Linked DNA regions of Homo sapiens: regions 1, 2 and 3 are each linked to region 4. Evidence: chromatin loops called from intact Hi-C (ENCODE). Cell type or tissue: endothelial cell of umbilical vein. All regions are shown on one strand. Links, peaks and the distances in the headings refer to the core of each region. The heading gives the core; the rest is flanking DNA.

Region 1 (8,233 bases), core at 1,914-5,913, 110 kb before region 4:
ATGTATATGAATGAAATGCAAGTTTAAAAAAACTCCACTATACCACCACACAGAAAAGTGATTGTTTTGTCCAAAACCTTACAGTCTTCATTTCTATGATATTTAAAGAAGATTCCACAAACTGACTATGTCATGATTGTCCACATATGAGTCAGTCAATAAATATTTATTGCATAATACCATGCACAAAACAGCAGAAGAGGAATAACTGTATGGCAGCTGTTTCCTTGAATCATCAGAGGGAATATGATATTCATGAAACTGACCAGGCCGTGAATGATCATCCTGGAACTCTATTCTTCTCAGACTGATTCAAAGGGCTTTGGATTCGTTTTATCTTTAGTGTCTCAGGGACACTAGACTGAGTCTGGACCTCTTCCAGCTTTATGGGTTCTGTTATCTATTTTAGTCTAAATCGTATGGGTTCTGTTATCTATTTTAGTCTAAACTTTATGGGTTGTTATCTATTTTAGTCTAAGACAGCCCAAGGCAAACCCCAAGGACTCTAGAGTCTCTGGAAATGATTTCATTTTAATAAACATTTATTGTCTTTGCTGTACCCAGTACTGTGTTCGTTATTAGGGATCAAAGAAGAATGAGTGTGAAGACAGTCAACATTGCTCCAGTCTTTCTAGGATCCCTCAAGATGTGTCATGTCCAGGTCAAAGCATTTATTGCTGATGTGAGTCCCTCTAGAGCTTTCTTCCCTTTGACACAGCAAGTGGCAATGTTTGAACAGGGATGCTCCCCAGCCTGGCTCTCTGGGTCCCTGAGTGACCACAGGGACCCTGATAACCTGACTTGGAATGAGAAGTAATCCTTTGTTAGCTTAAGCCACTGAGATTTGTTGGTCATTATTATTGAAGTATAACCTAAATTATTCTGATTGATTTACCGTCATTAAATACTTGTTCCCTATCAAAACAAATTAAAGGAAAGAAGAAAGGAAGGGAGGAGGAAGGGAAGAAGAAAGAAGACCACAATGAACCATCCTTGAACCTTAATTCCTCAGTACACTTGAGTATAAAATACTTTTGAGTCATATTTCAACCGACAGGCTAAATAAGAGGAGGTTTTGATGGCTGTGAGCAGTTGTGTGGTTCAGAGCAGAGAGTACTGTCAATGCAGGCAGGCCTATGCATGGGCTCTGGGCAATTAGAGAGCATGAGAGGATAGGAAAGTGATACCATGAAAGCAGAGAAGGAAATAACAGAAGTTGGGCAGTGTCAGAAAAAACCTAACTTCAGCTAAGTAACAGTTTTGGCTCTATTGGCTGACTCTGCTTTGAGTTTTAAATACAATCAGCAAGGCAACTGTTTTCTGCATTTGGCTCAGTGTTGCTGATATATTTTCACATAAGTCATTGCAAGTTAGAGTCCTGAGACCACACTAGTTTGTGTAGGGATCATAATGAGCTTTCAGGTCTTACTACCTAAGAGTAAAACAAATATTAAGTCTCTTCAGGGACAAATTATTTGGGGGATAATTCTGTCGGATAAATCATTACATTACCCATTGTTCTAAATAGGTATACCTCTTTATCGCCTTCACTGCTCCCTCTTCTCACTAAAATAACTAAATAGGCCACATTCTGATTTCTTATCTAGAGCACCAGAAATGCTCCTCACTTTGTTAAAAAAGAACTTCATTAGGGCAAGAAGCAGTGGCAATTAAGTTAAGAAACTCATCCCAGCCTCAGACCTGAAGTAATTCCCTGGGGCTGAATAGCTCTTTAAGCACAGAAATCTTAAGGCTGGTCTTATAATTAATTATGTCATTTCATCTTCCTCCTCTCCACTCAATGAAACATGTAGTATGGTGCCAAACACATCTGATCTTGCAAAGAGCATCTACCAAAGTAATTCAATGCAGGAGATTTCTCTCAGTAACTAGTAAACAATCTTTAGATCCACAGCCTTTTCAAGTCTGAATAGTAAGTACATGACTGTTAGGGTCTATACAAAACTCTTAAGCCAAACAGGAACATACTTCTAGACTGCTATGTTTCTATAAAAAAAACTATGTTTGAATAACTTCATATGTTTATGCAAAAACTGTGTGTGTATAGATATGTATATATAGTTTATGTGTGTGTATATATATATGTAATTTATATATCTATAGTTTGGGAAGGATATTTATACTCCACTTCATATAGAACTACAGTGCAGATTCTAGTCTCAGCTCTGTCACTCATAGAGACAAAGAAAACTACTTAATCTCTGTCTCAATTTGCTTAACTGTAATATGGGATAATAATAACTCCCTTGCTTTCTCCATAGGCACGTGAGATTCAAATCCAGTGGGACAAAGGATGGTAAAGTAATTTGAAAAGGTCAAAATCACTTTAAGAATACAGGCTATAAGTAAGTAAAAATATATAGGGGATTACATCTATCATACCTGTGTTATAACAGATAAAGAAAGTGGCAAAATTGTTCACCACTTTTAGTCTTTGAAGATCCTGGCCCAGCATCCCACATTCTATAAACTGAACAAGGGTCTCCTAAGCTTCATTAATTATGTGCTAAGCCATGTGCTAAGCCCTGTGCTAAACCCTGAGGATACAGAGATGAGCAAGGCCTGATCATTCAAAAGGATGAAGAAGGAGAATTATAGGGGGAGGTGGAAGGAAGAGATTCACCAGAGGCAGAAAGAGTTGGAAAAACAAAGGCCACGACAGTCGTGAAAATACTGAAACACACGGACAGAATGAACAGAGGTAAGAATGGGAGCAGTCCAAAGAGCCAAAAACACTAAACAGATAGGATTAGGTTGACAGAGTTTAGTCTTCATGAAGCTGATATTAACAAAGCTGTGGGTTAAGAGAAAATATTTTCCTTTGTTCTCCTGGGGTTTAGTGGTTCTAACTAGGTAAGGATCCTTTTCTATGTTTGTTTGTTTGCTTGCTTATCTTACAGAAAAAGATGCAGTAAATGAATCTGATATTTTACTTGAAACAAAAGTAGGTTAGAGGAGAGCCCATGATACCTATTTCATAACATAGTCTCATGATAATGAACAGAATTCACCTGGGAAGCCACTGCACGTGGACTCGAGTAGTTAAGAGGAATTGGTAATTGTTAATAGTAGACAAAGCCCCTTTAAATGATCTCTAAAGGAAACAACACTTTGTTTTCCTTTGACATAATTTAACTATTCTTTTTAGTTATTCCTTCTCAATTCCAAAAATCCCTGTTCCAACTTCCCTCCTGGTTGTTTCTCATCGTCCTAGCAAGAAATAAGCACTTGATGGTTGAGTGAATGATCAACTGAATTTCTTGAGTGGAGTTTTGTTAAATAACACTCCTTAGAACTTAAATGTGTTTTTGTTTGGTTACATGTTTGTTTGAGGTTGTAGAAGTAAATGTCATTGCCATTTGGCAGCAGAATAAGAAAATTACATGCAAATACTTAGTTCTTGTCAACCACAATGGAAATAATAATCAATCCCCTCTCCTTTTTTTGCAGGTTTTCCTTAGTGTTATGATGACCAAATGTCCTAGATTACCTGGCCCAGTCCTAATTTCACCTAATTCTGTTGTTTTCAAAACATAGTTAAGTACATTACTGATAAATAAAGTCTTTCTTTCATATTTCAGAAAGCCTTCATCAAGAATAGGCATTCTGAATTCAGGTTTGGAAAAGCACGTCACCAAATCTATAGCAAACATCTCTCATATTCACAAGGGAGCAGATTTGAGCACTTGTATACATTATTCACTAAACAAAATTTAATATATACAAAATCAAGAAATGTTTGCATAATATGTATGCAGAGATATCAAAACAGTCCTGTTTTATACAGTCTGTCTTCATAATATTTTTAATTTTACAGGATTTACATTGTTCTCATCTAGCTAGAGTAAAATGGAAGGGAATTTTCACATTAACAAAACTATCTACAAATGATCAATTCATCTATTTTGCAATAGCAGGAATTCCCAAGTTTTAAGAATATACGTATGGATTTTGGAACAGTATTTTTCTTCATTAAGTACTAAGAAACTTAAACGCTAGAATTAATGTATTTTTAGAGCTCATTAAAAGCCACAGTAGTAATTATTTGGCACGTATGTTGGAAAATTATTCAGTTGAATATAATGAAATATATTTATGTATGACATTAATTAGACAAATATAGGCACATCAGCTATAAAAGACATGGCACTAATAACTAAATCTTGAATTAACAAGAGAAATCGTTTGTCAGGACAATTTTGAAAGAAATCTGATCACAACCATTAGAGGGCAGTAGAATAATTCCTAAAGCAACCACAATGCAAAAAAAGAAAGAAAAAACCCACAAAATTTTCTTTCTCAAGTTTTACTTTAGTGTTATGACAACCATATATCTATTTAACACTTTTCTTTCCAGTAAGGATTACTAGGTATTACAACTACACGTAATCTATTTTTCTTTTTTTTTACATTTATTATTTTTTTCTTATACTTTAAGTTCTCGGGTACATGTGCACAACGTGCAGGTTTGTTACATATGTATACATGTGCCATGTTGGTGTGCTGCACCCATTAACTCGTCATTTACATTAGGTATATCTCCTAATGCTATCCCTCCCCACTCCGCCTACCCCATGACAGGCCCCGGTGTGTGATGTTCCCCTTCCTGTGTCCAAGTGTTCTTCTCATTGTTCAATTCCCACCTATTTTTCATGACTTTCTTTCAACATAAACTGATACCTTCAAGTCATAAAAAAATAGTTAGGAAAATTATTAAATACATTCCTTTTGCATATTGAACATTTTCAATAATACGAACAGGGAAGTAACTGAAAGAGGTATAGATCATAAACAATTCTAGCAAAAAACCCTAGACAATAAATCTTAAAATACAGAAATCAAATAAAAGTTTATTTTATAACATTTTCTGTTAATCTAGGAAAAAAGAAAACATTCCAGCAAGTAATGCCCTTTAGAAAAAATTGTCTGAGTTATCTCCATTAATTCATACCTTGAGACTTCTAGCAAGACAAATTCAGCTACTTCAATATTTGCCATATATAAGTCAGGAAAATAATACTTCCTAAACCCACAGAATTTAAGTCTTACAGAAATGTATAAATGTACAGCATGGATCATCTTTTTAGCTAATATAAATGCAGTTCATAAGAGGAAGAAAAAAATTAAAATGCTTTAGAAAGAATACTTTGAAATCAAGATAGACTATCCAGCAAAATAAATTCTAAAATCATGCCCAACTAAAGAAAAAGGAAACACGATAAAAACACGAAAACAAAATAAGTTAAAAAAAAAAAAAGCCTGTAAGCTGCTTAGTATTTTCATACTGTTAAAACATGTTAGTTGTCAAAAGTCCAGGAGAGTTATAGTTGTAACAAACACGGTAAGGACATTTAATGCAAAATCTCTTTATCCTAGGAGTTCCCAGACTACAGGCCACAGTTGTATCAGAATCACTTAAGGGGCCTAAAACAAAACAAAGCAAAATAAAAACAGACTGCTGGGACCCACTCCAGACCTACTGAACCAGAATCTCTAAGATCTGGGTACCAAGAATATGCATTTTATTTTTTAAAGTCACCAAGTTTAAAAACCACAGCCTTGGGCCTGGCGCAGTGGCTCACGCCTGTAATCCCAGCACTTTGGGAGGCCGAGGTCGGCGGATCATGAGGTCAGGAGATCGAGACCATCCTGGCTAACATGGTGAAACCCCGTCTCTACTAAAAATACAAAAAATTAGCCGGGCGTGGTGGCGGGCATCTTTGGTCCCAGCTACCCGGGAGGCTGAGGCAGGAGAATGGCGTGAACCCAGGAGGTGGAGCTTGCAGTGAGCCGAGATGGCGCCACTGCACTCCAGCCTGGGCGACAGAGCGAAACTCTGTCTCAAAAAAAAAAAAAAATTCCCGCAGCCTTATACCACAACTCAGTGACTATTTATCCAGTCTCTACTTGAAACAATGCAGCGATGAGGAACTTGTATGAAGACGGCAGCCCAAAGAGAGAAGTTAGAACTCTGTGCTTCATGATGTCATTGGTGGTTTGACATTGGCCATAGTGGGCGTATTAACACTACAGAAATCAGGAAATGCAATATCAGGGCTTGATTTATTGTTCTGTAGGCTGTCTAGACTGGGGTGGGCAATCTACAGGCCCAATGGCTAGCTGTCTGTGTTTGTAAACAAAGCTTCATTGGAACTCAGCCAGGGCCATTTGCTTACATGTTGTCTTTGGGCCAAAACCCTAAAATATTTACTCTCTGGCCCTTTATAGGAAAAGTTTACTGCCTTTTTCTTTACTTAAGGTCCAGACTTAAGAAATTAATGGAGAAAATTAGAATGCAGATGAAACTTCAAATTGTGCTGTTACATTGCAAATAGCACAAACACACATAACATGAAGAAATGTAAGTCTAATATTCAAAAACTATTGACAAAGGAATATGAAACTCCAACATGTCTCCCTTTTACACTGTTGTCTTTACTTGTTAATGCAAATGAAAATATTCTTGTTGGAATTATACTTGTTCTTCAATTACCACTGTAGGTAGCAAAAATCAACAAAAGCATTCAGTGTCTCTTTTACTATTATTTGTAAATTATAAGTCAGGAAGTGTGATGCCTCCATCTATACATATATATCTATATCTATATCTATACACATATATACATATATCTCACATGCATATATTTATACACAGACATATATGTGTGTGTATAAACACAGCCTACATACACACAAATATACACACACTTTTTTCTCCAGAAAGCCAGTGGTTAAACATATACTAGAAAACTCATGAACACTACCATGCAATCAGTTGCTCTTTTTTTTTCTTCATCTTTTAAGTTCAGGGGTATGTGTGCAGGTTGTGCAGGTTTGTTACATAGACAAATGTGTGCCATGGTGGTTTGCTGCACAGATCATCCTATCACCTAGGTATTAGGCCCAGCATCCATTAACTATTATCCCTGATGCTCGCCCTCTCCCTACCCCACCCCCGACAGGCACCAGTGTGTGTTGTTCCCCGCCAGTGTCCATGGGTTCTCATCATTCAGCTCCCACTTACAAGTGAGAACATGTGGTGTTTGGTTTTCTGTTTGTGTTTTAGTTTGCTGAGAATAATAGCTTCCAACTCCATCCATGCCTCTGGAAAGGACATGATTGCATTCCTTTTTATGACTGCACAGTATTCCATGGTATATATGTACCACATTTTCTTTATCCAGTCTATCATTGATGGGCATTTGGGTTGATTCCATGTCTTTGATATTGTGAATAGTGCCGCAATGAACATACATGTTCACGTATCTTTATAATAGAATGATTTATATTCCTTTAGTTATATAACCAGTGATGGGATTGCTGGGTCAAGTGGTATTTCTGGTTCTAGATCTTTAGGGAATCGCCACACTGTCTTTCACAATGGTTGAACTAATTTACACTCCCACCGAAAGTGCAGAAGCATTTCTTTATCTCTGTAACTTCGCCAGCATCTGTTGTGTTCTTACTTTTTCATAATGGCCATTCTGACTGGCATGAGATGACATCTCATTGTGGTTTTGATTTGCATTTCTATAATGACCAGTAATGTTGAGCTTTTTTTCATGTGTTTGTAGGCCACGTGTATGTCTTCTTTTGAGAAATGTCTATTCATATCCTCTGCCCACTTTTTAATGGGATTGTTTTTTTTTTTTTTTTCTTGTAGATGTGTTTAAGTTCTTTGTAGACTCTGGACATTAGACCTTTGTCACATGGACAGACTACAAAAATTTTCTCCCATTCTGTAGGTTGTCTGTTCACTCTGATGATAGTTTCTTTTGCTGTGTAGAAGCTCTTTAGTTTAATTAGATCCCATGTGTCAGTTTTTGCTTTTGTTGCAATTGCTTTTGGTACTTTTGTCATGAAATCTTTGCTTGTGCCTATGTCCTGAATAGTATTGCCTAGATTTTTTTGTAGGGTTTTTATAGCTTTCAGCTTTACATTGAAGTCTTTAGTCCATCTTGAGTTAATTTTTGTATATAATGTAAGGAAAGGGTCCAGTTTCAATTTTCTGCATATGGCTAGCCAGTTCTCCCACCACCACTTATTAAATAGGGAATCAATCCTTTCCCCAATGCCTGTTTTTGTCAGGTTTGCTGAAGGTCAAATGGTTGTAGGTGTGCAGTCTTATTTCTGAGTTTTCTATTCTGTTCCATTGGTCTATGTGTCTGTTTTTGTATCAGTACCATGTTGTTTTGGTTACTAGTATAGTTGT
Region 2 (8,233 bases), core at 1,497-5,496, 65 kb before region 4:
GGGTTCTTCACGGTGATGCAGGGGGTCGTGGCTCGCAGGGCTCCACTAATGCCGTGGTAATATTTAAAACAGATTTTTATCTCCGCTGCAAAGCAATTGGAGAAAACAGTAATTTAAACAGTGAAACAAGTCATGGAGGAATCAGCTGTGGAAATCCACCATACCACCTCTCAGGGAATCCTACTCATGACTCTGAATGACCTCTTTTTTCCACTCAGCGCCAACAAATTACATCAATTTCTGTTTGATTTTATATGCTCCTCCAAAACTTTGTAACCTCTTGAACATATCAGAAAAATGATGCACCAAAACAACATGCCAAAATAGAAATAGTGTAGCGATAAGAATGGGACTAGCTGGCATTTATTGAGGTGCTCCTTAACGTGCCACAATGTTATGTCTCACGTTCATGTTGTTAGTGAACCCTCACAGAACCTTGGGAGGCAGAAATTCCTTTCCCCATATTACAGAAGAGATGTTGAGGTTTGCTGCAGGTCAGACAGATAAGAAATGAGAGTCAGGACTCAAACCTGAGCTGTCTGATTCCAAAGCCTTCACTCATAACCTCTATCTACATTGACTGTAGCTCTCAATGGAAATAGAGGAAAAGCAGTCTAACAAAGCATGGAAGTATACTGTAGTAGATTCTCTAGTGACAGGATCTGTAAATTTATATTATTTTAATTTTCCAAGTCATTTAAATACACCCAGTAGACAGGGATCAAATCTACAAACAACTGATGTCTATATCTCACAGCTTGTGGCAATCCACACATTTCATACATTTTTTTCTGATAATTCCACTTTGATAGAAAGTAATACAAATGCCAATTATGGTTTTTGGAAAGTAACTACAATTCCAAAGCACGAAACCAAACTGTGTTAAAGATAAACCTACAGTCACTGGAATTTCTCTGTATACAAAGCGTCTGAGTCACTGAAGTGTCACTGCGAGATGCATTTCTCCCAAGGTGTCGTTCTAAATATGCAAGGATGCTGATGGGCAGGCCCTGGAGGGAGAATCCTAGGCTACGGGAGGGAGTTCCTCTCTCAAATGAGTCACCAGGACTATTAAAGTGGGGCTGCTCAATGTATTTCCCTAAGGAAGTTCATCTTTCACTGACTTTCTCGACTGTACCAAATGGCCTCCTGCAGGGTCTTTGGTTTCCTTATTTTAAGAGAAAGATATGATAACTGAAGAAAAATCCTCTTCCAGGAATTTATATCATTACACTCTTCCTACCAATGAACAAATACTAAATCTCAAAAAAACAAAAGTTGTTATGGGGTAAAAATATTGAGTCCTTATATTATTTATGTGAGTCACTATCCAATAATTCATAATTTAATAAGCATCATTGGCCAGAAGATTTTTACTACGTACCTGCCACAGCACATGGCCAGGAAGCAATGTGCCAGAAAGTGCAAGGGAATCAAGGAAAGGTTTCTGGTCTAGTGGCTGTTCTGTAGTGTAGCTGCTGAGATGCCAATCACAGGCATGGCAAAATACAAAAGACACACACTAAAAAGGAAGAGCACCAGGTCGAACAGCATAGAGAGCGTAGAGAAGATGAGAGAGGACATGGTGGAGTCAGAAAGGTGTCATGGAAAAAACAGGTCTAATGGATGAGCAAAATGGGGCTAGAGAGAGTTAAGGAGTGGCAAAAGCAGGGAGGCACAGATGAAGCATGCTGGGTTTGAAGAATGGCGAGATGACCTACGCAGGAATTCTAGCTTTACTATTACTTTGCCTCCCTGAGAACTCTTCTGCAAATGACTTTCCTGAACACAAACACAGATTACTGGTTATTTCTGAAATAGTAGTAGCTGGACAGACCTGAGCAAACTTTACTCTCCCACTTGCTTTTTTCCAAGACGAATAGCATGTAGTCTGCAAGAACAAAGCTAAGTAGTGTGCACGAGGACGGTCCGAGCAGAATAAAGTGTGGTAACATGCATGGGGATTGAATTCTCTGGACATGAGCTCATTGGTATCACACTCTTCATGCTGGGGAAGCAAACATCCGTGGCTCTGTCTACAGGCAGCACCTCATAGATCAAATCAATGGTTAGCGAGTGAGCAGGCCATTTTTCCACAGAGAGAAGTGCATTTTTATAAGATATCTTCCCCTAACTCTGTCTCAAGTTAGGATGCCATCTTCTTTTCCTAAGGTTTTAATAGTCGACTAGGTAACAGACAATGAGATAAAAAAAATGTGACTGCTTATTTTTTTTGGAGGATGATGATAATCATGCCAACTTTGCTAGCTGACCCATTTTGGGTGTTACTTTATTCCTTGCTATAACAAAAATCTCCAACCCAGATGACAAAGTAGAATCCCTGAAACTAAGATCAATGTATCTCGAATTGCACAAAAGTAGATTTTGTGGGCATGATCCAATCCCCCCACCCCCACCAGTGCTACAGAGCTGTGTGTCGCAGGAACAAAAAGCTGAGGGGATTTCCACAGATCACCCATTACAAAACCACACACGCTGGTCACTAGAGAGGAAAACAGTCCTGGACAGAATGAGGAGTGGTTTGCGTAGGGATGAAAACTAGCTGGATCCTTCAGCAGGACATCAGTGAAGATTCCTGCCCCTAAAAATATCAGAATGTTCCACTCTGAGTGGGAGTTTTCATCTTTAAATGTTATTTAATGTTTTAGAACATCATACAAGATTTTTTAAAATGGTGTAACTAAGCAACATCCCCTCTGACAAAGGGGGAGAGCAGCATTTTGATTAATATATTTGAATATTTTGGTTATTGGAAGAGGTAACGGAAGAATGCTCAGAAGGATGGAAAAGGGAAGTTGGTGCCCAGGGGCACAGGCTTCTGTTGCACCTACAATGTGTAACCTCTGACTGCAAGAGGAGCATTTTTTTTTTTTGTAAAAAGCTATTTCTGAGAAATATATACAAAGGCAGGTGGAAGTAAGCACAGGCACGATGACTGATTAGGGAGGACCCCAGTGATCCACAGAGCCCAGCCCTCCTGTTCATAAGCAGGAGAGATGGAGGACATGGACCAAAGAGCAATGAATGAGTCCATCTATCCTAGCTGCTTTTTCCCACAGCCTGATGTGGCAGGCAACATCTCCCCCTGCTGGCCTCAAATTATGGGAAAAAAATAAAAAAATATATATATATAAAATATATATTTGTATAGAAACATTTTAATATTTGCATATACTTATATGTATCCAAATATATAATATATGTTATATATCTATCTACCTCCATTCTTTTGGGCTATAAAAAGAGTATTTTGAATTCACTAATCGAAAGCATGTTGCCTCAGAGGGCAGTGAGCTAGGAAAAGGGAAAGGCATCCTGTACGAACCTGTAAGGACCTGATATCGGCTGAGCCAGGTCTAGCCTCAGGAGGAAGAGAACAGAGGATGAGCGGCATCTGCTCTCTGAGGTCCCTTCTGGACAGCTGAAGCCAGTCATAGATCATGGCAATATAAGGGCCCCTTTTGATAATCTTCAGGATACATTTGCTTATAGCATTGCTAAAATACAGATTTAGCACTCTGTATTTGAATATTCTTTAAACAGAAAAGCCCCATTATTTTCAAATTTTTGACTTACTAATTTTCATAAATACAAATGAAGATGTCCCTCAGGGTAGCAGCATGCCTGCTCCCCTCTACCATGGGTTGGAGGGTGGTCATTTGTGAGACGTCACTTTGGGCATATTCCAGGGCAAGTTGGGGAGGCGGAGGGGCTTTGAACAGTGTTTAGGAACTTAAACCTGTTCTCGAGTAAAGGGGTTTCTGTAACTGTGAAATTCTGACACTGCATTTAAAATCAACCATTCTACCACCTGTTTAAAAGAAGAATACATTTCTGGGTTTGTATATGAATAAAATATTTCCAGATAGATAACTTGACACTGGTTGTAGTGGTTGCCTTCAGGGTGGGAAAACTGGCAATTGGACATGAAGCTGGGGAGACGTTTACTTTCAATTTTTATACTTTTTAAACATTATACTCTTTCGTATATTACCTATTCAAAATTATTTTTTAGAAAAGCAATCACAACTCAGCTGTATTAACCCTAGGCATTTATATAAGATTATATTTCAAGCCCTCTCTGCAAAAAGGTTCTACAAGCCACTCCCTGCAAGAAATGGTTTTGCCTCAGACTAGGATCTCATCCATCATCTTAAATAGCTACACGATTCACTCAGGCAGTAGTTAACAGCCTGTTCCTATTTAGAGAGTCTGGATTTTCCCCAAGTTTCTAGAAGTTGAATATTTGAAGCATAAAGATGGATGGAATAAAAATGTCCTTCTTCCTTTAATCATATCTATTTTACTTAAAAGGTAGAATAATCTTAAAGAATCAAGCTAATCGTAATTTATTCTAGAACATGACTTTCACCATTGTCCTATGTGTTTTCATTAAACTATTAATATTATGATTCTTATTCACAGCTTTACTCTTCATGCTTTTGAGGAAATTTACCCACATGCCAGTGACATGCTCACTTGTCAGTTACATGTCACTGGAAGTTGTCTTCTCTTTAACAAGGGCCAGTGGAGCCTGAAATGGCCAGGCTTTCCTCTGCTAAAACTCAGAAAAACAAAAGGGACAATATCCATGCAGATGTGGCAGAAACCTAATAGGACTAGAGAACTAACTGGGCCTAAAATATAAAGTGTGAAGATGGGGGATGAAAAGCATTAAATCTCCATCCAAGGGGCAAAAAGACCTTTCTGATATTGGTGGGAGGGGACTTAGGAATGGTGAAAGTTACAGAAAAGGCTCTGATAGTAAAAATAAGAGACCGAGGCCACCCCATCTACACCAAATAAAAAGGCACCCATGACACATCTATTCTGGCAAGGTACCAACCTGAGCACCACTCAGAGAAAAGACTCTCACTCACAGTTGTCACTTGCATACTGTTTCCTAATCCTATATACATTTCCCAGGGCTGGGATGGGTAAGTATGTGAAATCGCTATGTAATTTATACAAATATCAGTGTTTTGTCATATTCCTCAATGATCACATATCAATTCAGTACATAGCAATGTAGGATGAAGTTTAGTACTCTAAGCTCACTCATTGATACAAGATTTAGTGAGCACCTAGAATAAGACCCAGCACAAAGGTAGCACTCAATGAATATTTCAGGATAGATGAGGAGATAGATGGACAGATGGATGGAAGGAGGGAAGGAAGAACAGAAAGCAAATATGAATAAATGAATGACCACAACCCATAAAAGACTGTATAGAATGAAACAGACATTCTGGCCTGCCAGTACTTTTGAAACCTCTTAAATTTTAAAACTCACAAATGCATACTGCACAAATGACCCATTCAGGTTCTGTGAGCCTGAGCTCTCTTGAATACTTGACTGTCTTATGACAAGTAAGTGTAGATGAAGCTGGCCCTCCTCTTGAATGCCCTGAGGCTCATCTACCCACATTTATACTTGGTTTTGTCCTTCAAATCCATTCAGGTAAGCCCTATAATGAAATAAATTTGGACTACCTGCCTCCTCTGGGGATTTATCCAGACAAACTAAAGCCATCTTAAATTCACAAATAGCCTACGTAGTGCTCAAATCCAGGTTTTCCCTGGAACTTTAATAGATCAATTTTCAGAGATTTTTAAACCTTTGTTTGGACTTCTGGTGAGTTAAAGATAAACAAATTTCCTTTCTGCAGATAAAAACAAACATTTTTAAATACTTTGCATTTTCAGGATTGGAGGTGGAAAATATTTTAGAAACTGTCTAATCTCTTCACAATTTTAAAAAAAAGTTCCATGCAATCAGCTCCAGAGATTCAACCAACATTCCATTGTGAGTCCCTTTAAGAATGCTCTAGCCAGACAATGGGTTTTAAAAATGACATCCAGCCGGGCACGGTGGCTCACGTCTGTAATCTCAGCACTTCGGGAGGCCAAGGTGGGTGGATCACTGGAGGTCAGGAGTTTGAAACCAGCCTGGCCAACATGGTGAAAACCTGTCTATATTAAAAATACAAAAATTAGCCGGGCATGGTGATGCATACCTGTAATCCCAGGTACTTGGAGGCTGAGGCAGGAGAATCGCTTGAACCCAGGAGGTGGAGGTTGCAGTGAGCCAAGAACACGCCACTGCAGTCCAGCCTGGGAGACGCAGCAAGACTCCGTCTCAAAAAAAAAAAAAAAAAAAAAAAAAATGACATCCCAAAGGCATAGACTATTTCTAGGCACTATAAATATAATTACAACTTCTTTTATATTGCAAGGGTAGGGGGTGAGTGTTTTGGTGGGGCAAGGAGTGCTTCATTCTGATTAATGAAGAAAGACTTATTCAAAGGAGAATCTTTCTGAAATTCCTATTCACTGTCCTGAACTTTACTTATACTACATTTCTCAGTCTTTAAAAAATGCATCACTGAATATTTCCAGTTTTACAATTATGCTCCGCAATACTCCCAATTTTATGTGAGAAGAATTAAGGTGGAAATGCTAAAATACGGAGAAAAGAAAAAAAAAAAACCCTTCTCTTTTCTTCATTCCCAACTCCTAGTTTCAATATCAAGCCCATTTCTATTAAATACTAGGGTGAGATGTAGAGAAATCAGTCAAGACAGATCTATTTAACTATAGCCTAATCAGCCAGGACATTATGAATCTCTAACACTTTGGGAGGGAGAAAGAAAATCAATCACAGTAAAGGGGATACTCTGTAAATGGGCTTTTTCTCACATTATATTCCAAACTATAGCAGCATGTGGTACTGACTTCTTCCCATGGGTTCACATGAGCCTTGTAATATCAATCTGTGCACTCCAACAGGCAATAATTACCAGCAGCCTTCAGCATTTTGGAGTGATTTTGCCAAAATCACTCCAAAGGAAGTGATTTTACCTTTTCCCCTGAAGTTCAGTTGGCAATATTTCTCAGCTAGATCAGCCTTTTAAACACCAGGATCCTTTCAAAGGAGGAATCACACTGAAAGTAAAACCAGCTATTTCCCATTCCATTTTCCCACATTCTTTTATCACTTATTTCTTCATTACTTAGATAGTCGTGCCAGCTGGGGCAATGTTGGAAAGTTACATAGACATAAGTCGGAAAAACAAATCATCCATAATTCCACCTGCCAGAAACCATCCTCATTCACATGTTGGCAAGTTTTCTTCCAAACTTTCCTATATGCTGTGCTATTAGCTAGGATTCTGCTGAATGTACCTACTTCCCCTTTCTGACCTTCCTTTCTCTCTGCTTTTTGTGAGCATTTTCCCTTAAAAATGACATTTCTTTTAAGGCCTAAGAGAGAATCCAGTCAGAAAACTGGAATATGAAAAGAAGACATTTCTTATGGGGCAGAAGCAGGATTAGAGAAAGTTCTAGAGTGCTGATTTACTAGTAAGGATGGTAAAAGAAATTATTTCATGCCTTTAATGGCAATTCAAAGTAACAGATGTTAACCTTTTAAGATAACTGTGTATTAGAGAAGTTTGATATGCTTCACAAAGATATGCTTGTGGCAGGTTTCCATTTAATCAAATCTTTAATGTTCACGTTTAGTAAGTGCTATCTTTAAGTACTAGTACCCACACATTCTCTTTTATATTAAATCTTTTGCATATACTAATCTTAAGGCTCACTCAGAGCTCAACAACTCAGAAAAAGTTTAAAAAGCCCATTTTTTTTTCTACATTAAAGAAAAATGGCCAGGCACAGGGGCTCATGTCTGTAATCCCAGCACTTTGGGAGGCTGAGGCGGGCGGATCACCTGAGGTCAGGAGTTCGAGACCAGCCTGACCAACATGGAGAAACCCTGTCTCTACTAAAAATACAAAATTAGCTGGGCGTGGTGGTGCATGACTGTAATCCCAGCTACTCTGGAGGCTGAGGGAGGAGAATTGCTTGAACCCGGGAGGCGGAGGTTGTGATGAGCCGAGATTGCGCCATTGTACTCCAGCCTGGGCAACAAGAGCTAAACTCCGTTTCAAGAAAAAAAAAAAAAAAAGAAAGAAAGAAAAATAAATTCTATAAATGTAGAAGTTAACCTGGACCAACTAGTAAAGCATTTATTCCTTCCTTCTTCTATATATTCCACAAAAATGTACTGAGTATTTACTATTTTTTCAATAATATTGGTGGCAACTATAAATAACACCATCACCCAACAGAAAAAGGGACAAGATATTTTTGTGAACCAGGCACTATATATGAGCATTTGAATTTATAAATGACTATAACACTGAATTAA
Region 3 (8,233 bases), core at 1,915-5,914, 360 kb after region 4:
TATGTTGATCCAGCCTTGCATCCCAGGGATGAAGCCCACTTGATCATGGTGGATAAGCTTTTTGATGTGCTGCTGGATTCGGTTTGCCAGTATTTTATTGAGGATTTTCACATCGATGTTCATCAGGGATATTGGCCTAAAATTTTCTTTTTTTGTTGTGTCTCTGCCAGGTTTTGGTATCAGGATGATGCTGGCCTCATAAAATGAGTTAGGGAAGATTCCCTCTTTTTCTATTGATTGGGACAGTTTCAGAAGGAATGGTACCAGCTCTTCTTTGTACCTCTGGTAGAATTCAGCTGTGAATCTGTCTGGTCCTGGACTTCTTTTTATTGGTAGGCTCTTAATTACTGCCTCAATTTCAGAACTTGTTATTGGTCTATTCAGGGATTCGACATCTTCCTGGTTTAGTCTTGGGAGGGTGTGTGCGTCCAGGAATTTATCCATTTCTTCTAGATTTTCTAGTTTATTTGCATAGGGATGTTTATAGTATTCTCTGATGGTAGTTTGTATTTCTGTGGGATCAGTGGTGATATCCCCTTTACCATTTTTTATTGTGTCTATTTGATTCTTCTCTCTTTTCTTCTTTATTAGTCTGGCTAGTGGTCTATTTTGTTAATCTTTTCAAAAAAACAGCTCCTGGATTCATTGATTTTTTTGAAGGGTTTTTTATGCCTATCTCCTTCAGTTCTGCTCTGATCTTAGTTATTTCTTGTCTTCTGCTAGCTTTTGAATTTGTTTGCTCTCGCTTCTCTAGTTCTTTTAATTGTGATGTTAGGGTGTTGATCTAGATCTTTCCTACTTTCTCTTGTGGACATTTTGTGCTATAAATTTCCCTCTACAGACTGCTTTAAATGTGTCCCAGAGATTCTGCTATGTTGTGTCTTTGTTCTTGTTGGTTTCAAAGAACATCTTTATTTCTGCCTTAATTTTGTTTAATTTACCCAGTAGTCATTCAGGAGCAGCAGGTTGTTCAGTTTCCATGTAGTTGTGCAGTTTTGAGTGAGTTTCTTAATCCTGAGTTCTAATTTGATTGCGCTGTGGTCTGAGAGACTGTTACGATTTCCATTCTTTTGCATTTGCTGAGGAGTGTCTTCCAATTATGTAGTCAATTTTAGAATAAGTGTGATGTGGTGCTGAGAAGAATGTATATTCTGTTGATTTGGAGCGGAGAGTACTGTAGATGTCTATTTAGGTCTGCTTGGTCCAGAGCTGAGTTCAAGTCCTGGATATCCTTGTTAATTTTCTGTCTCGTCAGTCTGTCTAATATTCACAGGGAGGTGTTAAAGTCTCCCACTATTATTATGTGGGAGTCTAAGTCTCTTTATAGGTCTCTAAGAACTTGCTTTATGAATCTGGGTGCTCCTGTATTGGGTACGTATATATTTAGGATAGTTAGCTCTTCTTGTTACATTGATTCCTTTACCATTATGTAATGACCTTCTTTGTCTCTTTTGATCTTTGTTGATTTAAGGTCTATTTTTTCAGAGACTGGGACTGCAACCTCTGCTTTTTTTGCTTTCCATTTGCTTGGTAAATATTCCTCCATCCCTTTATTTTGAGCCTATTTGTGTCTTTGCACATGAGATGGGTCTCCTGAATACAACACACTGATGGGTCTTGACTCTTTATCCAATTTGCCAGTCTGTGTTTTTTAATTGGAGCATTTGGCCTGTTTACATTTAAGGTTAATATTGTTATGTGTGAATTTGATCCTGTCATTATGATGCTAGCTGGTTATTTTGCCTGTTAGTTTATGCAGTTTCTTCATAGTGTCGATGGTCTTTACAATTTGGTATGTTTTTGCAGTGGCTGGTACCGGTTGTTCTTTTCCATATTTAGTGCTTCCTTCAGGAGCTCTTGTAGGGCAGGCCTGGTGGTGACAAAATCTCTCAGCATTTGCTTGTTTGTAAAGGATTTTATTTCTCCTTCGCTTATGAAGCTTAGTTTGGCTGGATATGAAATTCTGGGTTGAAAATTCTTTTCTTTACAAATGCTGAATATTGGCCCCCACTCTTTTCTGGTTTCTGCCGAGAGATCCACTGTTAGTCTGATGGGCTTTCCTTTGTGGGTAACCCGACTTTTCTCTCTGGCTGCCCTTAACATTTTTTCCTTCATTCCAACCTTGGTGAATCTGATAATTATGTGTCTTGGGGTTGTTCTTCTCGAGGAGTATCTTTGTGGTGTTCTCTGTATTTCCTGAATTTGAATGTTGGCCTGCTTTGCTAGGTTGGAGAAGTTCTCCTGGATAATATCCTGCAGAGTGTTTTCCAACTTGGTTCCATTCTCCCCATCACTTTCAGGTACACCAATCAGACGTAGATTTGGTCTTTTCACATAGTCCCATATTTCTTGGAGGCTTTGTTCGTTTCTTTTCACTCTTTTTTCTCTAATCTTGTCTTCTCACTTTATTTCATTGAGTTGATCTTCAATCTCTGATATCTTTTCTTCTGCTTGATCGATTTGGGTATTGATACTTGTGTATGCTTCATGAAGTTCTTGTGCTGTGTTTTTCAGCTCCATCAGGTCATTTATGTTCTTCTCTACACTGGTTATTCTAGGTAGCAATTTGTCTAACCTTTTATCAAGGTTCTTAGCTTCCTTGCATTGGGTTAGAACATGCTCCTTTAGCTCGGAGGAGTTTGTTATTACCCACCTTCTGAAGCCTACTTCTGTCAATTCGTCAAACTCATTCTCCATCCAGTTTTGTTCCCTTGCTGGCGAGGAGTTGTGATCCTTGGAGGAGAGGAGGCATTCTGGTTTTTGGAATTTTCAGCCTTTTTGTGATGGTTTCTCCTCATCTTCATGGATTTATGTACCTTTGGTCTTTGACGTTGGTGACCTTCGGATGGGGTCTCTGAGGGGACGTCCTTTTTGTTAATGTTAATGCTATTCCTTTCTGTTAGTTTTCCTACTAATAGTCCCCTCTGCTGCAGGTCTGCTGGAGTTTGCTAGAGGTCCACTCTAGACCCTGTTTGCCTGGGTATCACCAGCAGGGGCTGCAGAACAGCAAACATTGCTGCCTGTTCCTTCCTCTGGATGCTTAGTCCCAGAGGGGTACACACCAGATGCCAGCCAGAGCTCTCCTGTATGAGGTGTCTGTCAGTCCCTACTGGGCGGTGTCTCCCAGTCAGGATACAGTGGAGTCAGAAACCCACTTGAGGGGGCAGTCTGTCCCTTATCAGAGCTTGAACGCTGTGCTGGGAGATCTGCTGGCTCTCTTCAGAGCTGTCAGGCAGGGACATTTAAGTTTGCTGAAGCTGTGCCCACAGCCACCCCTTCCCCCAGGTGTTCTGTCCCAGGGAGATGGTGGTTTGTATCTATAAGTCCTTGACTGGGGCTGCTTTTTTTTTTTTTTTTTCCAGAGATGCCCTGCCCAGAGAGGAGGAATCTTGTGCTTGGTTTTTTGGCATGGTGGTGCATGCCTGTAATACTAGCTACTTAGGAGGCTGAGGTGGGAGGATGACCTGAGCTAGGGAGGACTAGGTTGCATTGAGCTGTGATTGCACCACTGCATTCCAGCCTGGGCAACAAAGCAAAACCCCATCTCTTAAAAAAAAAAAAAAAAAAAAAAAAAAAAAAAGAGGCTTGGCATCCTTGGAACTAGTTATAACAGAATTGAATACTGCTTGTCCTCTTTTATGCAGTTGCAGGTCACTGGGCCAGAGGTTTCTGTTTATTGGCTTTCTCTTTCTCCTCTACACTTGTCTGAACTCCCTGAATAGAAACACCTGACTGTCTACTAAAATGCCAAGTGGTCCTGCTAACTCTCACTCTTCACATTAGCATACTTACCCTGAACTGCAAACAGGATAAATTTGGGGTATGATCTTCAGGGTTATGATTAGACTTTTCATGCTTCATCTGGTTGCCCTGATACCTGCTAGACTTGTTTAGGTTAAGGCTGAAAAACGGGCAGCAAGAAACACATACTAGGGTCCAGCTGCCCTTCTTTCAATGCTGATGGGAGCCGCACAAACAGAGCTTATGGATCTGATTGCTCAAATGTGGAGGGCGAGACTGAGATTTTTTTCTATTGAAATGTTGAAAGTTAGACAAAACATATTAAGACAATTAAATTTTATGAAATACAGTCCTAAATTTATAGAAATGCACTGCCATCTACTGCATATAAAAAATCATTGCAGGGTATGTTCCTCCCACTGGAATTATTTATAATCAAGCAGTCACACACACTGAAATGTACATGAATTTATAAGATGTGGCAACTGCCACAAAGAACTCATTTAGACTTTTATAACCTTTAATTTTCTTATCTGAAATGTTCTCAGTTTTCCATTTTGTCTCTTTAAATTCTATTTTCATATTTTCATTGAATTAATTCTTGCAATTACATTTTAAATCTTATAATGTTCTCATTCTTTGAATTCCTTCCTTTTAATAGCATCCTCTTATTTCATGTGTATGGTATTGTCTTATCTGGGGATATGAACTGCGTTTTGTTTTTCTACTTCCTGCACCAATTCTGTTCCCTTTGCGTTCCTTCCTCCCCTCCCATTGCTTATATGGATCTCTCCCAGTCCTGAAGCGTTCCTCAGTAGTCTGATGATCGTGAGCTGTCCACTAATGCTGCTAGCAAGGTGCCAGCAAGCTGACAGCAGTGCGAGGGATTTGTTCACAGGCAGGCTTCTCTGGCCAGGATGGGCTGTTTCATTGAGAACCCTCAAACTGCCAGTATATATATGAGCATTTTTTTCTTGGACAGGATTTCTCAGAAAGGAACCCTTTAACTTCCTGCTTAAAGGATGTTAAATAGATGCCAGTTTTCTAGGAGCTTAGGAGGAGAAGGCAGCTGGGCATCTCGCTGCTCAGTGTGTAGACGTCCACTTAATCCTCTGCTTTCAGTATAACACTCTGGCCTTCATCTCTGCCTGGTATTCCCGAATCCAGAGGTCCTGATTCCACAACTCCAGAAAATAAGACCACCAGTGTTCCATGCGGGAGTGGGACAGTTTCCATAGGTGAAAAGGGTTAACTAGGAGGGTCTCACTGTGGCTTAACAGACTTTCCACTGCTCCCATTTTTGACCACACTTCACCTGTCTTTGGAGGAACCTAGTGGACAAGCTTTAAGGTCTTGAATCAGCTTGCTTCTGCCCCTCTCCCCACCACCTCCTGTGGGCACTCAGCTTTCATTTTTCTGTAGTTTATTTAGTTACCAATTGCCCATTTGCTTCCTAGTTTCTAAAAATTATTTTGTCGTCTCTCTGTTATCTCTTATTCTTTTTGGCCTGGAGTTTATATTGTCTTTTTTGTTTGCTGTGTTTTGTTGGTTTTTGGATTTTGGAGGTAAAAGTAACTGTGTTACTTTTGAGATGGAACAGGGACCCCTCTTAGGGGCCTGCAGCCTGTCCCCGCACCAAACAAAATTTTTTTAAAATCTTGAATTCCTTAAAAAAAAATTCCAGATACCTAGCTAGCCCTAAAAAATAACATAATGAACAAAAAGATAATAACTTAAAACAATAGCCAAAAAAATTAGTCACTGGATGGTTTGGGTCTCTATAAAAACTAAAAAGAGCATCTTATAACATACGTCCCTAAGTTGTTTTTCAAAAAACCAGACCCGCCACCAAGTGGATCCACTGACACATAAACCTCTAGTAAGGGGGAAATGAAGATTAAATGCTGCCACTCCTTGCTCTGAATTTCTTCCTGAAGGGTCTAAAAGAAGTCATACCCAAGAGCCAGGGCCAACATTCTTTTCTGATGACCCCAAAATTTTAAATAAAGCTTCTCTTCCTTAACCAATTACAAATCAAAAAAATCTTTAAATCTGTTACCTATAAGCCCCCACTTCAAGATATCCCACCCTTTTAGGCCAAACCAATGTATTATAGAACCTCCATGTATTAATTTACAATTTTGCCTATAACTCTTGCTTAAAATGTACCCCTGCATTTAAAAACCCTTCCTTATGAGCCATTGAAGAGGTCAGGTCCTAAGCATAAACTGCCCAATTCTCCTTGCTTCAAGGTGCCTACAAATAAATGCCCCCCTTTCTCCTGCTGAAAACCTTGGTATGGATGTTTGGCCTTACCATGCTGGGCAAGCAGACCCCAGTTCAGTTTAATAACATTGTTGAGATTTTTCATTAATTCATTAGTATTGGTATTTATTATAACTTCTAGTTTCCCTCCATGCAAATTTGACCATGCCTTATATTGTCACCTAAGTCGTTAATGAACATGGTGGCATGTCATTTGCAGTTTCTCTCCAGTCTACATCAGTCTGTCAACATGCATTCTTTGAGTTCGGTCATTCTACCGGCTGAAGAACCAGCCACACTTTCCCATTCAATCCATAAGCATATCACAGCAGTCTTCCTCACAGACTCTGCTAAAACCCAGATACATAAAATGTAAGATAGTCCTCAGAACCACCAGTCTAGTACCAAGCAAAAAGAGTGTATCTCCTAAAAGATTGAAGTGGAAGTTATTATAGAATCAAGGATATCCTGATCAAAGAATCAAAGAATCTATCTGGATTCTAGAATGAATCCAAGGGTGAGAAGGCAGCTGGCCTTTTTGCTTGGAAAAAAAGAGTAAGTATCCTAAGGAACATCACTTCAAAGAACACACAGATGGCTGGAATCATGCCAGCACTAACATGCCCAAGTGGTTTCCAGAATCCACCTTTTGCCCACTTAAAAAATTCAGTTCATTTGGTCATTTTCTTCTGAGAATGCCTCAAAATTCTAATTTGCAGTTTCATAGCATAGCCATTAGTATAGGGACTATGGGCCTGGAGATGCAGTTCATTTCTAGTCCCCCCTTACTCATATCCTCACCCAATATCTTGGCCATTAACTCCTTTCCTACCCTGTTCAGTATTATGTTGGAGTATATATTCTTTCAATATGAACTATAGTATTATAATACTATTAGCTTTACAACACCACAGCAGGAACATTCCTCCTGTTCTTGCTCTGAATGATTTTGAAAAGCCTGTTTATTGTGGATTAGACTTCGTGACACTACTTGTAATTCAGCAACAAATTTTTATATTCATTTCTGTTTGCTTTATACTTTCTTCCTATGAAAATGGCTAGAAAGCAGTAATGCTAAATTAAAAGAAAGATGGAATGGTGGTCGATCAGGTCAAAATTTTTTGTATGTGCATTTAACAGAAAAACCCAAGCTGGTGTAAATATTAAAGTGGAAACTATAACAGAATCAAGGCTATCTCCTAGAACGAATCCAAGGGTAAGAAGGCAGCTGGCCTGAGGATAGAACTGAAAACTGGAAATCTCTGGGACTTCAGAGAGAACTCTCCTTCGCTCATCTTTACTTCTCTTAATGCAGACACCTCACTTTTTTTTTTTTTTTCAACAGAACGGGTTAACTGCTAGTTGGCCTCATTGTTCTGAAGTTCTGGCCCTACATGAACTATTTCAAGTCTGAAATTCCCAGGGAAGGCGGGAGGAAACTCCTGATTGGCCCAGGTTGGTTCAGGAGCAGACTCCCTCCTCGATCAACTGTGATCATGCAGGAGCAGCAGAGTCTCAGTGCATAAAACAGGTACCAGGACCCCACTGCTAAGGTGAGGATGGGAGGTAAGAGAATAGGAGCTTTTAAAAAGAGACCCCAAAAGATGTTTTTATACAGGGGCTTTGATGGGCTGAAGGCCTGGAAGACAGAAACACTGCCAATGTCTTTTTTCTTTCTAAAATAAACTTATGCTTGGCTGGGTGCAGTGGCTCACACCTGTAATCCCAGCACTTTGGGAGGCCGAGGCGGGCGAATTACGAGGTCAAGAGATCGAGACCATCTTGGCCAACATGGTGAAACCCTGTCTCTACTAAAAATACAAAAATTAGCTGGAGGTGGTGGCAGGCACCTGTAGTCCCAGCTACTCGGGAGGCTGAGGCAGGAGAATCGCTTGAACCTGGGAGGTGGAGGTAGCAGTGAGCAGAGATCATGCCACTGGACTCCAGCCTGGAGACAGAGTGAGACTCCGTCTCAAAAGAAAAAAAAAAAACAAACCTTATGCTTAATGTTTGTTGTTACTCTGAACTACAGCAACTGTGTTCTTCTGAAGGAAAATCTCTGAGCAAGGAGCAGCTTACTAGTGATCTTGAACATGCTATTTAATCTCTAGATACAAAGTGGTGATGACAATATCAATAATAACTACCTTGCAGTTCCCTGAGAGAATCAGAGATAACATATCCAAAGTGTTTAGCACCATACTTAGCATACAGTAGCAGAGTAAAA
Region 4 (8,233 bases), core at 2,067-6,066:
TATGTATATTACAAAGAGGTTAAAGTAAAACAAGACTTCAAGTCATTTCCCCCTGGCAGCAGACTACTCTGGGCTAAACTGCCAGAGGCCAGAGGGCTTATGATCTTCTGCAGCAGGAATACCCTTGTGGAACACTCTGGGAAGCACTATTTTAAGGATTCCCCAAAACTGAGAAGGAAGTGCTAATGAAGAGAACAACGATTGCTGATCCAGCTCTTCCCCCAAGTTAAGTGTGGTGTTATGCATGTTACAAACATTTGCTCACTTCTTTCTCTAGTCCTACAGGAGTTATGATACCCATCTGACATAACCTGCCCAAGCTGAAGCCACTGTAGTAGGTAACAAAAACAAAAGTGGGATTCAAAACACAGGCCTATTTGAACACCAATGCTATTGTTCTTTCTAACCACACAGTCTCCTAAGTAGGACTGACAGATAGAACCGTAGGCCTAACTAGTTTTCAAAAGAATACTTCAAATTATAAGCAAGTATTAACGTATCTTTGAACAAACAGTTAAATAGCCTTTCACAGCTGTGTCTACTGACATTTCCTAGGTGAGGGAATAGTGCACCAGATACTGCCAAGCCCAGTATTAGTATAAGAAAGGGTCCTCAGGAATTAAGTAGACTCCTGGAGAAGGTCCTAAGGAGCACTCAACAATCTTATATTTAACTGAATTACTACAGTAATTAATAACTGGGTGCCTGCTAAAATAATAAAATATGCTGGAATCTGAAAGCATGGAGAAATTTGTCTTATAAAGAAATTAACTGGCTCCCTTTCTCAGGCCAGTTTCACAAGAGCTTCTTCATAGGTCTAAGAATCAAATCTCAAATTTTCAATAATTTTTCTAATCACACAGTGAATAAAAAAGCATGTGGTGCCTTTGCAGCCTTCACTATGGGATTCTTGAGGCCTTTCCAAAAGAGATAGCCTAATTATAACTGCCAACATTGCAAAGAAATTGCATCACTCCTGTTACATACATCAGTGAGGAAATGGGACAGACAGAGGAAGGATTTTCGTGTTGGCGGGGAAGGAGAGTAGAGTATATGACTAATGCCTGCATAACTCTGGAAAAGATATAGAATTTTTGCTCTTGAGTGAAAAGATAAGCTTAGGTATTGTATTAAAATCAAGCCCTTTGACTGAAACAGGATAGCCTAGAAATAGTTCAGAAGCACGGGATACTTGAAACTTAAAATGTGCTTTCAAAGAGGTTATTTTTATAAACCAAATATGCACAGGAAATTTTGTTGTTCTACTCCTATTCCATAGCCTAAAGATCTGTATTGTCCCAGCACAAAGACCTTCTTGGACTGAATCCCAGTCACAGCTGGTTTACTTGAAAATCATGAAAACCTTACTAAACATCATCTTGTTCCAGAAAGCATATTCTTATAAAGATGCTTTCACTCACCTACATTTCTCCATTTCCAAGACCAAATAGTGACTCTTTTGCCCTCTCCTCTCTCTGAGCCACTAACCCCCATTCCCACAAAATGCAAAAAAAAAAAAAGAGCTAAAATAATTTCCATGTCTTGTATTCAACTTGTGTCTACTTAAAATATAAATTTTAAATTTATACAAAACCAAAAAGAGTTATAAAACTTCATCTGTGATATATGCCCTAATCATTCAGCAGACTTGTAATTCCTATCATTTGAGAAACTTCTAATTTATTTCGTTTCATGATTAATAACAGACTTCCGGAAACTGAAACAACATTTCTGTAGGGATATTTATCAGTATGTCTCAAATTAAATGCGCACATTCTTTGCCTCAGCAGTTTCATGCCTAGAAATTGTTTTTTGAAATACTGACACAAATGCTCAAAAATGTAAGTGTAGGGATGTTTACTGCAGCACTATTTGTAATATCAAATATTAAGACCAACCCAAAGGACCATTAATAGGGTAATGGTTAAAGAAATTATAGTACAAGCATATTAAGGAGTACTATCAAGAAGTTATAAACAATGAATATTGAGATGGATTGATGTCTAAGGCATATTGCAAAGTAGAAGCAACTATTTACAGAAGAATGCATATAACATAATACATTTTTGTTTAAAAGTACACTTGTGCATATGTGTTTCTCTGTGTGTATTATTATATATAATCCACCATTAACACTTCTTTCCTTTGGTGAAGAAAGGGAAACAATTAGTATTATTTGAAATTTTATGAAAAATACAATACTCTTCTGGAATTTTTAAATAGAATTTTTCTTTAAAAACGCTACCTCAAAAAATATGGATCAGTTGTTCTTTTTGTCAAATATTTCAAAATATTAGGTTCAGGTGACATATACCTTTCACAGATGTTTTATATACACAGGAGTGAATACACAGTCAGGGTATATATTCATCCTGTATATCACACAGATGTGAATATTCAGGATGTTTTAAAATGAACATTTAAAGAGCTTTCATTTATAATCTTAGAGAAAAAATTTTTACTAATGAGAATATTTTCTTCACCAATATGATTTCCAATGGAAAACAAAATCCCTCAGATAAGTTAAGACATGGAATCAAGGACCTACTATGTTCTCAAATGGAGAGGGTACCAAAAATAACTAGGCGTCATAAGAAGGGAAACTTGCCAGGCGCGGTGGCTCACGCCTGTAATCCCAGCACTTTGGGAGGCTGAGGCGGGCGGATCACAAGGTCAGGAGATCGAGACCATCCTGGCTAACATGGTGAAACCGTGTCTCTACTAAAAATACAAAAAAATTAGCCGGACGTGGTGGCGGGCGCCTGTAGTCCCAGCTACTCGGGAGGCTGAGGCAGGAGAATGGCATGAATCTGGGAGGCGGAGCTTGCAGTGAGCCGAGATGGCACCACTGCACTCCTGCCTGGGCAACAGAGTGAGACTCTGTCTCAAAAAAAAAAAAAAAAAAAAAAAAAAGAGGGAAACTTGCCATAATAAGTTACTAAAGGAAAAAAGAAATGACAAGCTTTAGCTCAGAAATTTGATAATTGTGCAGCTATATACTGGCCCTTTAACAGACCTTGAGTTTCATTTCTGGGGGGATGGCTTGCAAGAGATTTACTTTTTATTCTTAGTCAAAGAAACTTTGAAATAGTTGTCTAACATGGGAATAAGAGTGAGAGACTCTGAGCCATTAATAGTGTGCATGGTGCACCTCCACATCATGGGTTACTTTGGCTACTTTTCCTTCACTGATTCAGTCCCCCTGACAGATATTATGTTCCATAATGTTTCTCTGTTATTTATTTAACAGCTTTTTGTCAGTGTGAGTGATACAGCATATTCAATGATATATTTTTCATGGTATCTAATACACATTGTCACAGTATACCTTTAACAATAGTCCTGAAACTCAAAAAACAAACTGTAAGAGAACGAACAAAATTTCTATAGCTAACAATTTAATTTGGGAGGTCAAATACATACTTGGAAATGTGAATATTGTAAATCAAATAAAGTAATCAATTAACAAACAGATTCCTTGCCTTGGGAATTTTTTTTTTTTTTTTTTTTTGAGACAGAGTCTCGCTCTGTCACCCAGGCTGGAGTGCAGTGGCACGATCTCAGCTCACTGCAACCTCCGCCTTCTGGGCTCAAGCAATTCTTGTGCCTCAGCCTCCCGAGTAGCTGGGATTACAGGCGCGCACTACCATGCTTGGCTAATTTTTGTATTTTTCGTAGAGACGGAGTTTCACTATGTTGGCCAGGCTCATATTGAACTCCTGACCTCAGGTGATCCGCCCACCTTGGCCTCCCAAGTGCTGGGATTATAGGCATGAGCCACCACACCTGTCCACCTTGGGATTCTTATTCTTCTGTCATTCTTTCCACTGATGACCAATTTTAACTGTGCTGGGTAGGACACAGACATAGGCATAGAAAGAGCAAATAAGTACTAAATAGCCACAGGCTACTAAAATGTCACTCAACTAAATGCTGTATTTTGATACTGCATTTGACAGCTGACGTAATGTACAAGAAAGTATTTAACAGATACATGTTCAGGAACATGATCACAGTAATAAAGCAACAGATGCTTAAGTGTTTCTGCTTTCCACATAGGGTATCCATAGAGACTATTAAAAAGACTTCCAGGGAAAGGTAGGATCTGTCATTAAAAATGCATCTCCTCATATGAGAGATACAGTAAACACAAACCTTCAAGATGCCCATAATTTTTAATGTACTTTTAAAAAGACATTTATACTATGCAGCTCATTTCTGCAAAATGTGACTTGATTACAAAGTACTCAGTGGCTTACATTATTTATTTAAGAAGACTGAGTCACTTTCCTAAAGTTTTACAGCTAACCTAGTCTGTGAAAAAATTCTAAAGCTTAAAAGCTCTCAAGGAAATGAACCAAAACATTCTGGAAAATTCATTCTCTGCAGGGAAGATAATCGTGGCTATAAGACCAGTCAGCCTAAGGAAGTACACAGGGAAGAAGAATGACCTCATGTAACAGATCCTCAGATCTTTTGAAGGAAATAATAATAACAAAAAAGAACATGTCTGTCTTCCTGCTTAAGATATGTAGCAGAAAGCCAGACACTTCTTCAAGTATTCCTTCAGGTTGTATTTCAGGCCTGTTACATATTTCAGCATCACACTGCCAACCTTCTCTATAGAACCCAGAATTTCTTGTGAAATTATGTCACTGTGAGTGTTTTAGGCCTCACATTCATCTGAGAAAAACACTCTAGTAATATATAATGGAACCATGCAATGGCTATGGTTGGCTAACCATGTTATACTACATTTTTACTAAATGCAATTGAGTGCCAGAAAAAAGTCTTCTGTTTGAATCCATACAATAAAGAGCTTAGCAACTTGTAGTATCCACATAGGATACTCTTGATTTTTGTAATAATTGAGGAGAAACATGGCACTTGAGTTGGAGACTGGGCGTAAGTCCCATTACATGAACTTTAATAGTTAAAAAGCATAATTCTCCCTATGATTTGCCCCATGAATATATACTTACTTGCCTAAGCATTAGTCATGCCTCTCTCTGTCATGTCTGCTAGGATTCTGTAATAAAGAGATTCTTCAAAGTCTCTTCCTAGACCTTCTAGGAGAAGAAAATGATGTTTTTATTTCCCAAAACCCAGTAAGCTTGTCCTGACCAGCCAGGAAGGTTCAGAGGGTCTTCTACTGCCTCCCCTAGTCAAAGATCTGTAACTTCAGAATTAGTGTCACTTTTTAATTGTGGTGAAAGCCTCAAAATACATTAAACCCCAAAGAGATTTTCACTACTGAGATTTTTATCATCTTGGAAAATGTTTCCTGTCTTTTGGCACATTTCTGCATTCAAACATTTCCTGATCTTCCAGGTCACCAGTTCCAGTGCTCCCACTACAGAAACCCTTCCATCTCAAGCTCTCCAATCCACTTTTTCTCCATTAATCACCCCCAGTTATCAATTTCCTCCTTATCCTGCCAGATTCCCTGATCCATTCTTATAATCATCCTGTTGGTAATATTTCTTTTTTTTTCTTTTTTCTTCTCTTTTTTTTTTTTTTTTTTTTTTTGAGACATAGTCTCGCTCTGTCACCCAGCCTGGAGTGCAGTGGTGCAATCTCGGCTCGCTGCAAGCTCTGCCTCCCAGGTTCACGCCATTCTCCTGCCTCAGCCTCCCAAGTAGCTGGGACTACAGGTGTCCGCCACCACTCCCGGCAAATTTTTTTTTTTTTGTATTTTTAGTAGAGATGGGGTTTCACCATGTTAGCCAGGATGGTCTCAATCTCCTGACCTCGTGATCCGCCCGCCTCGGCCTCCCAAAGTGCTGGGATTACAGGTGTGAGCCATCGCGCCCGGCCCCTCCTGTTGGTAATATTTCTAACTCCATCTTCCGTCTCCCCTTCCACTGTACTCCCCTGGAAAAACCCAACAGTGATTAAACTAGCTACTACTTAAACCACACCTGCAGTCCAGCTGGTAGAAGAATAAAACAAAACCAAACACAAGCATGCTCATGAGTCTTACTTTAGACTCAGGACCACAAATCTTGCAGGGGACTCAATACTGCCAGGCAACTTTGCCACAGTGCTCTACATACGTGTTTCCTCACTTCTCCAGGTGACGATATCACATGTCTACCTCTCTCCTCTAGCTCCCCACCACTTTCAAATGCATAAAGAACAGAAGCAAACAGATTCACCTTTTCAATGCCACATCTACCACTCATCTGCCATACTTCTCTGTGTTCCCTTTTGCTCTTCTGGATGAAATGTCTCTGCTCCTGTTGAAGTCCAACCCCCCATCTTATGCTCTAAATCCCATCTGCTCACACCTTCCCAAGGATTTATCTCCAATAATTATCCCTCCTTGTGCACATCAATGTCATGTGGACAATGTCTACTAGATCATATTCATTAATGTGCAAACATACCAGATATCTTTACTTTGTTCTGAATTCTCCAGTAGGCATTCCCCATTGCTTTGTCCCCCTTCACAGCAAACTTCTTAAGGGAATTCTCTACAGCTGAAATACCCACTTCCTCACCTCACATCTCTTTCTCAACTCATTTCATTTCAACTTCTACCCCCACCAATCCTGTCAAGACACCAGCCGACAGCTTCCCTTGACACATTGCCAAGCCCAGTGGTCGCTTCTCTGTTCTTACACTGCTTGACCTCCCTCCTACTTGATTATCCCCTACTTTCTTCTAGTAGCTTCCAGGACACCTCATTCTCATGGTTTTCCTCACTGACTATTCTTTTTCAGCCTTCTGTGCCTCCTCTCTGGGCTCAGCCTCCAAGCTAGAACCCCTTCCTTTCTCTGTGTACACTGTCCTTCAGGGTAACCTCCTCCAGCTCCATCTATGTGCCAGTGATTCCTACACTAGAGATTTGCAGACCCAGCTTCTTCCTTCTTGACATATTCACCAAGATGACTGATAGGCAAGTCAAATTTCACAGGGTCAAAACAATTCCTGACTCTCCTTTTCCTCCTCATTCCCCATAATTACTTTTCCTTCAGTAAATTGTCCTACTCTGGCCAACAATCAAGGAACCACACCTGATACTTCTGTTTCCCACACCAATCTAAGCCATGAGGAGTTTCTCTTTATACCATCTTCAGTGATACCCTACACATATTCTACTTTTATCAACTTTTCTATTATTAGCCCAGTATAAGCCCATATTCCCTCTCATCTGCACTGCTACAAGACTGACCTATAATCCATTCTCCTCCAAAAGCCAGAGTCATCTTCTAAAAGTCAAACCTTATTAATCTCCTGCTTAAAATCCTGGTCTCCACTGTACTTGGAATAAAACCCAAACTCCTTATGTTGGTTGACAAAGTTCTCTGTGATCTGACCCCAACCTTCTTCTCTGAACCCACTGTGTCCCATTTCCACCTGGCCCGCCATGCTCCAGCCACTCTGGCCCTCTCTCTGTTCCTGACACCTGCCAAGCTCGTTCCTGCTTAGGGCCTTAGGAACCATTCTCTGCCTAGAATGCTCCTACCTCTGATGTTGGCAATGCTTGTTCCTTCTTGTCACTCAGCCTAAACATCACCTTGCAGAAAGGTCTTTCCTGACTCCCAATCTAAAGTCTGCCCAATCATTCCTGTTGCATTACACTGTTTTTATTATCTGCATTGTACTTACTTGAAATACTATCTGACATTTTTCTTGTGTATTTATTTTCCATCTTTTCTCTTTAGAATGTAAGCTCCACAAGTTGGGAGACGCTCTGTTGTATTTATTGCCATATCCCAGGATCTAGAAGTATGTCTAGCGCCAAGTGGATGCTCAATAAATATTTGATAATAAGTGCTTTCTCAGTAGAGCTTAGTCAAAGAATACGAGCTTTCTGGTATAAAAAAGTTACCTATTTGCAAAATAAAAATAATATACTTAGGTTTATGTGGCAGATAATACTTTCAAAACTTTTTTTTTTTTTTTTAAGACAGGGTCTCTCCTGGCTCACTGCAACCTCTACCTCCTGGACTCAGGTGATCCTCCCACCTCAGCCTCCCAAGTAGCTGGGACTAGAAGTGCATGTTACTACACTCAGCTAATTTTCTTTATTCCATGGTATAAATACTTCCACCATGGAAGGGTGAAAGACAGGGTTTCACCATGTTGCCTAGGCTGGTCTCAAACTCCTGAACTTACACGATCTGCCCACCTCAGCCTCCCAACGGGCTGGGATTACAGGCATGAGCCAGCACACCTGGCTCAAAACACTTTCACAAACATTTGTTTAATTTTCCCAATTACCTTT

What was found. A loop is a pair of places that touch in the nucleus more often than their neighbours do. Peaks named below come from ENCODE experiments on the same cell type or tissue, not always from the same donor. Only the 100,000 strongest peaks of a DNase experiment are listed, where the experiment ranks them.
Region 1: it touches region 4 in a loop (9-fold over the local background); 4 of 110 quality-filtered maps call a loop at or near these places.
Region 2: it touches region 4 in a loop (4-fold over the local background); 6 of 110 quality-filtered maps call a loop at or near these places.
Region 3: a loop joins it to region 4, with 21 times the contacts of the local background. A loop is called at or near these places in 2 of 110 quality-filtered maps.

Annotation. Positions count from the first base shown.
Region 1 is chr2:196,294,065-196,302,297 of GRCh38, forward strand. All of the region lies in intron 13 of HECW2 (HECT, C2 and WW domain containing E3 ubiquitin protein ligase 2), which reads right to left. Among named protein-coding and RNA genes, the nearest start is that of HECW2-AS1, 38 kb to the left of the region's middle. In endothelial cell of umbilical vein, for the core only: a CTCF peak has its summit at 4,231 (motif pointing right); a DNase peak (open chromatin) is centred at 4,247.
Region 2 is chr2:196,334,434-196,342,666 of GRCh38, forward strand. It overlaps HECW2 (HECT, C2 and WW domain containing E3 ubiquitin protein ligase 2), which reads right to left. Exons shown (of 29, transcript NM_001348768.2): 4 at 1-85. Among named protein-coding and RNA genes, the nearest start is that of HECW2-AS1, 79 kb to the left of the region's middle. In endothelial cell of umbilical vein, for the core only: a CTCF peak has its summit at 3,113 (motif pointing left); no DNase peak of the experiment used is centred there.
Region 3 is chr2:196,754,947-196,763,179 of GRCh38, forward strand. It overlaps GTF3C3 (general transcription factor IIIC subunit 3), which reads right to left. Exons shown (of 18, transcript NM_012086.5): 18 at 8,089-8,233. Among named protein-coding and RNA genes, the nearest start is that of GTF3C3, 41 kb to the right of the region's middle. In endothelial cell of umbilical vein, for the core only: a CTCF peak has its summit at 4,113 (motif pointing left); no DNase peak of the experiment used is centred there.
Region 4 is chr2:196,399,314-196,407,546 of GRCh38, forward strand. All of the region lies in intron 2 of HECW2 (HECT, C2 and WW domain containing E3 ubiquitin protein ligase 2), which reads right to left. Among named protein-coding and RNA genes, the nearest start is that of HECW2-AS1, 140 kb to the left of the region's middle. RefSeq lists an enhancer at 892-1,186 and a silencer at 5,671-5,861. In endothelial cell of umbilical vein, for the core only: no CTCF peak of the experiment used is centred there; DNase peaks (open chromatin) are centred at 4,368 and 5,178; H3K27ac peaks cover 2,581 bases.